Regions from separate parts of the Homo sapiens genome. Here region 1 is linked to region 2. Evidence: chromatin contacts called from ENCODE Hi-C or POLR2A ChIA-PET data. All regions are on one chromosome and are shown on one strand. Each heading gives the region's core, a stretch centred on a gene start or an enhancer-like site at or near the end of the contact. The rest is flanking DNA. Distances are from core to core; before and after follow the strand shown. Region 1 overlaps PARVA (parvin alpha). Region 2 overlaps PARVA (parvin alpha).

Evidence for each region. A loop is a pair of places that touch in the nucleus more often than their neighbours do. ChIA-PET counts read pairs that join two places held with the same protein, here RNA polymerase II (POLR2A). Pooled maps may share reads with other maps.
Region 1: a loop to region 2 is called in a map of endothelial cell of hepatic sinusoid, with 6 times the contacts of the local background. The contact joins two enhancer-like sites. A Hi-C loop is called at or near these places in 6 of 168 maps with a recorded cell type or tissue (breast epithelium, endothelial cell of hepatic sinusoid, heart left ventricle and 2 more) and 2 of 50 pooled maps. POLR2A ChIA-PET finds 5 or more read pairs at or near these places in 10 of 52 experiments (AG04450, H1, MCF 10A and 7 more).

What each region holds. Positions count from the first base shown.
Region 1 is chr11:12,481,472-12,484,727 of GRCh38, reverse strand. All of the region lies in intron 4 of PARVA (parvin alpha), which reads right to left. Among named protein-coding and RNA genes, the nearest start is that of PARVA, 110 kb to the right of the region's middle. Within about 2 kb of position 1,732, at least 4 of the 41 ENCODE cell types and tissues checked have a DNase peak (open chromatin) inside an H3K27ac peak, as active enhancers do; they include breast epithelium, where a contact is called at or near this core.
Region 2 is chr11:12,429,326-12,432,417 of GRCh38, reverse strand. All of the region lies in intron 1 of PARVA (parvin alpha), which reads right to left. Among named protein-coding and RNA genes, the nearest start is that of PARVA, 53 kb to the right of the region's middle. Within about 2 kb of position 1,402, at least 20 of the 41 ENCODE cell types and tissues checked have a DNase peak (open chromatin) inside an H3K27ac peak, as active enhancers do; they include breast epithelium, where a contact is called at or near this core.

The sequences.
Region 1 (3,256 bases), core at 483-2,982, 52 kb before region 2:
ATACTACCAGGCTGTGAGTTTCCACAAGACAGCATATGACACATTTACTTTTATATTCCTGAACTCAGCAGTTAGCATATAGCACACCAAATGGTTTTTGCCTAGTGGATATTATTATCTGACTGATTAAGATCAGTGTAAAATGCACTCTTTAGGGTCTATCAGGGAAAAAGAAAACCACACACACACACACACACACACACACACACACACACACACACACCAAAACAAAACCACCCTCCTGCAGAACTTTACTGCCACAGGGAAACTTTTGGTCTCAAGCCTGAAGAATGATATCCTGTTTCAGTCACATGTTACTGTGAAAACCAGAAAGAAGAGCCCTGGAAGCTTATGACTCTCATCTCTGAAAATAGGCCTTTTCTGTTCCCAGCACATGTACATGTTCAAACATAAGGATCAGTCAAATGAAACATACCACAAGGAAATTCACATAGACATCCCAAGCCAGGAAACCTCAATAAGAAGCAGGCAGTGGGCCATGTTCAAATGAAGTGATGAATTATGTTGTATAGGCATCTTCCTGGAATCGCTTATCCCATCTCTCACTCAGTCATGCCTACTGCCTAGGTGTTGTGAATGTAAATATAACCAGGTGACCATGGACATACCTGTATAACTGAGGTATTTGGAAATGTGTCCCAACTTTGGATGATTCTGTGACTTCTTATTGATGCCATGGAGTAAGAGTATATTCTGGGAGACCTAAGGCTCTTTCTTCCATCAATCACCCTGGAAGGGGGTAATCCTGGACAAGAAATGAGGTGACTTTTTGGCTGGGGTAGGAAGGAACTTCCTCCTCATTCTGGGGTTCGGAAACCTCTGCTCTGAGGTTTGGAAAGGGCTAGGGCTGCTCCCATGAGAGGATGAAGTGTATGTCATGAAGAGGCAGGCCAGCGTTGCTGGCAGCTAATATTTTATTGGCAGCAACATCAACAGCGCAGAGAAGTGGCCAGTGTCCCCACAGCGGGGTTGCTGTCTCTGTGGTCTCTCTGGATGACAGCGATGCCCCTTCCCCCAGCTCCTTGGCCCACCTGCATTCATCTGCAGCTACAGACAGCTCCTAGCACACTGATGGCCATCTCTGGCCCCAAGGCTCTCTCCTCTGTCACCACAGGAGCACAGCCTGGAAGTTTTTATTTCCTGCACAGGTCACCCTCAACCACAGGGGGAAAGGAGCCATAGGATAAATGCCCTTGCTACCTTGCACTGGGAAGGGTGATTCTGAGATGTGTTGTTACGTGGTTTCTCAGAGGGCCCAGCTATGAGCCCTGGTTGAAACAGAGCTGCTGTTCTGATTAACATACTCGTGTTTGGCATTTCTCTCTTCCCCTCTTACGTGCCCTACTCAGTTATTTGTACGTTTTAAGGTCACCTTCTATATAAGCTTCCTCCACCCACATCCTTGTCTTGGCGTCTGCTTTTGGGAAAACCTAAACTAAGATCTGCTGCCAGGGCAAGTGGGAAGACCCAGGGAATACAGGCAGCAATGGGGCAGCTGGGTTGGGCAGCTAAGAAAGGACTAGGGAGAGGCTGTTCTGATAGAATCTACCAGAAATGCCTGGGGCCTGTGAGAAGGGTGATTTTCCTGCAAGGAAGGCAGACACTGCTGTGAGCAAGGGGCATGTGGCCACACAGAGGTGAGCCAGGCATGCTATTGCTCCCCATTGAGCTCACAATTGGAGAACACCCAGCCAGTCCTTGCCAGCCAAAGTCACATGGCATCTCAAGGACGCTCACCTGTTCAGGCTTTCACCACAGCAACGAAACATATACAACTCTCTGCCAAGAAGTCCCTGCCTAATATGGTTTGGCTGTGTCCTTGCCCAAATCTCACCTTGAATTGTAATAATCCCCATGTGTCAAGGGTGGGGCCAGGTGGACATAACTGAATCATGGGGTAGTGAATAAGTCTCACGATATCTGATGGTTTTATAAATGGGAGTTCCCCTGCACAAGCTTTTCTGCCTGCCGCCATGTAAGACATGACTTTGTTCTTCATTCGCCTTCAGCCATGATTGCAAGGCCTCACCAGCCATGTGGAACCGTGAGTCAATTAAACCTCTTTCCTTTTTTTTTTTTTTGAGATGGAGACTTGCTCTGTCACCCAGGCTGGAGTGCAATGGTATGATCTTGGCTCACTGCAACCTCTGCCTCCTGGGTTCAAGCGATTCTCCTGCCTCAGCCTCCCAAGTAGCTGGGATTGCAGGTGCCCACCACCACGCCTGGCTAATTTTTGTATTTTTAGTAGAGATGGGGGTTTCACCATGTTGGTCAGGCTGGTCTCGAACTCCTGACCTCATGATCCACCTGCCTCGGCCTCCCAAAGTGTTGGGATTACAGGCGTGAGCCACCACACCCGGCCAGCTTTCCTTTTTAAATTACCCAGCCTTGGGTATATCTTTATGAGCAGTGTGAGAACAGACTAATACACTGCCACACCTTCTCACACACTTCTGCCTCTAGGTTCTGGGTCTTTGCTCCACAATGTAATCAACATGGCTTCCTGGATTCCATGTCCTTTTTTTTTCTTTTTCTTTTTTTTTTTTTTTTGAGACAGGGTTTCGTTCTTGCTGCCCAGGCTGGAGTGCAATGGCACGATCTCGGCTTGCTGCAACCTCTGCCTCCTGGGTTCAAGTGATTCTCCTGTCTTAGCCTCGCAAGTAGCATGCACCACCATGCCCGGCTAATTTTTTGTATTTAGAAGAGATGGAGTTTCACCATGTTGGTCAGGCTGGTCTCGAACTCCTGACCTCAGATGATCCACCTGCCTGAGTCTCCCAAAGTGCTGGGATTACAGGTGTGAGCCACCACGCCTGGCCCTGTATCCTTTTCTTGATGTCAGATGTGTATGCTCCTGGGCTACGAGAGGCCCCTATGCCATTTCCATCATCTTCTAAGTGCTAGTGTTTCATAGTTACTTTACTAATCTCAAACTCAGACCCCTCCAGCTCGCTGCCCAAACAACTCAGTATTAAGGAAGCTCAACCCCCAGTACGATTAGAAGCTGGATTTCTGGGAACAGTCATGCCTAGTTAATACCACCACGTAAGGGCACTGTACCTAGGTACAGATGTTTGGTTATTTATGCTGCAGACAACAAGTTAAAAACATCCACTAATATACCCACATCTTGATATCTAAATTCCATTCTCTAATAAAATAAATCAGGGCTCGTTGGAGAAGTGATTGATTTCAGGACTGGAGTAAGAAAAATATAAGATGGTCTTGGAGTATC
Region 2 (3,092 bases), core at 153-2,652:
GCATTCATCTTCAATTAGATAAAATGACATTCACATCTATTTGTACTCTCTCCATTTCCCAACACATTTATCTCATGAAATAAAAACTGAAAGATACTACTGTCCTAAACATGCACATTATTTTCAAAAAGAGTTAATGAATCAGGCTAATTTAATAGGCCTTTTATTGGAATTCACTTTTAATATAAATTCTTTAACATGTGTGAGCAATATTTTTCAAGAGACAGGTGAGAAAGAAAATGAGGAAAAAAGAGTCACTACTCAACTATAGTAGTAATTTCCCAACCCAAAGCAAAGTAGGAAAAATTTTACGTTAATTGTAAAAAGAATTTTATTTTGATTTTATAATCAGATATTGGGCATATTATAGCTCCTTTGCAGAGCTCTTCCCTTTTGGAGAAAGGAGTTTCATTTCGTTTATGATTCTGATTCAATGGACAAGCAACCCCAGTGTAAACTAGTATCCTCACCTCTGTGAGGACCAAGGCTGCAGCCAGAGTAAGAAAGTTGGGAATTTCCAACAACTGCTAGATTCAAATGGTTGCTTAGATTTAGAAGCCACAGAACGAGATGAGAAAAAAGTCCCAAAGGGCAAGCAAGGCAGTGTGGCTAAGTGTTGATGGTGGCAAAAAGAGTAACATGAGTGAAGGAAGTTGGCAGGGAGTGGGGGGCCCATGGTGGCACTGGCCTCAGGGCCATGCAGATACAGGCATAAGGCCCAGCTGAGCACAGGGTCTGCATTTAGATGGTCCAATAGATGGTTAGGCCCTAGCATGGGACAGGTGGCCTTTCAGGTCAGGTGAGAGCACACAGGTCCTTTAACCCATTTAAAAGACCTAGGGTGTGGGAATGAATGAGTGAAGCCATCTGGGAACATGTCAGGACTGAAAATGTGGGGCAAGAACTTCAGAGAAGGGGCCTTGGGTTCTGCAGACTCTTGCCTCATTCTAAGCTGCTAAGTTCTTCTCTATTGAAAAACCAAAAATCAGATGGGTCCCACAGCCACGTGGTGGGCCTGAGCCTCCTGGTTTGGATTGCAGGCAGGGGCTGAATGCACAGGGTGTTAAGTGGCTCAAGGCCAAGATTGAAAGAATGGACGCAGGGGTGACAGATATGTAACAATGCGTAACATCCAGGCACTATCCAGTCTGATACCACAGCAGGGTCTGGAAGCACTTGCTGTTGCTAGATTATGGGAGGGTCTGGCAGGCCCCAGTGGGGACAAGGCTGCCTACACAGGATGGGAAACACTGGCAGGGGTATTGGGGGATCAGCTATTTATCAACCACTGCTAAAATAAACTGCTGTGAGTCAGCCCTGGGAGCAGGGGCAGACAGGTTATTCCCGCCTTCCAGTTGGCACTCTGTCCACATCTGTGTGAAAGGGATATTGCTTAAGAAAGGAAAATAAGGCTGAGGGTGGAGCCAGGAGGAGCTTGTTTTTGTCAAATTTCTCGAACATTTGCTTTGCTGGTTAGCACAAACAAAAGCTTGTGCTTTTGCGATTAGGAATCGTGTCTCTTTGTTGTTGTGGCATGGTTGAGGGAAAAGAAAGTCCTAGACTTCTCCGCCCTGTCAAGCACGTTTGGATTTCTTTTAGGAGGTGAGATCAGGAGGGAACTTTTGAACACTTTAGAGTAACTAATTTGACAGCTGCCCAAGTGATATGTCTATAACTATCCTCTATTATAGCCAGGCATGGGCCCTCTTTCTTATTCCTTTTTTTAAGATATAAGGGAAAATAAGGGTGAGATGGAAAGGTCTTAGTAAATGCATTAAACGTCATGATTCATGTGAGTAATAAGGCTTAGGCAAGATCCATGTCAAACCCCCCACAGCATCTTGGTATGAGATTCAGGAAAGAAAGGAGCCTCTGTGTGTGGGTTTTCTGCTGGAGGCAGTGTGAGCAACAAAGACCTGTGTGTCCAGGAGGGGCAAGGTGACGAAAGGTACTCACTCACCCAAAGAGGAGACTTTTACCCTCGTTAGGAAAGAGGGCAATGGGTGTGTTGGAACTGGCTCCTACCAGCTCTCAAATGTTAAATTTTCAGGGATTCAGGGAGCCAGTTGTTAAATACAGTTATTATTAAAATTTAAAATACAAAGTTGCAATTAAGTAAATTATACTGAGAAAGGTAATACTCACAACTCATCACTTATATTGATGATCTACGTTCTTGAGATGATGTTCTGCATCTATATGGCAGAAGTACTACTACACAATGGTGTGCTGCTCTTCCCAATTCCATGTTCAGGGATACCACAAAATTGGCCCTAGTGGGGGTATTTACTTCTTGGAAATCAACCAACATTGCAAATCAGGGTTTGATTTCTCATTCTGTTGATTATCTAGACTTAAGAAAATGATGAAGGAATGTCAATGATGCAGATTAAACTTAAAGGGAGTCTGTAAAATTTAAAAGTGTCTGTAGTCATTATATCATGAATAACATTAAAAAAAGGAAAATATTCTTCCAGTATTTAAAACTGTTATACGATCAGCAAAGAAGGTGCTCATGCCATTGGTGAATGAAGTTATACTCAGTACTGAAGCTGAAAGAGGTTTCAGTTTATCCCAGTTATGCCTAGTGTTCCATTATTGGAACGCTAAGCTTGTGGGAGTTATTTATATCCTACTGCTCAAGGTCATCGCCAAGGTCTGATTTTTCACAAAAAAATTTGCAACCACCGGCATAAATGGGTTAATAGATACAAAGATGAAAAATAGTTTAGTGATCACATGTCAGATTTAATGACAATAAATTTATTGGGAAAAGGTTAGTGGACTGATGAAATTCCACGCATCAAATCATGGCTAACCATAGGTTAGCTATGGCTACAAGAGCTCAAAGTATCAAAAGTATTCTGTGAGAATGGATTGGCTATATGGAATTTACAATAAACAGTGTTGATATTTTATTATTATTTGTAAACTGTGTGCTATACATCCTTTATATCAGTGAAGTTTATAATTAACTTATATATGCATTTGTACACACACTTTTTACTGGAAAGCTGGTTGTTAAACATTTACCAACGTGCAACTTATTGAGGGTGCTGCAAATGCAGGCCTCGGGGAGGGGTTTGTTCTCC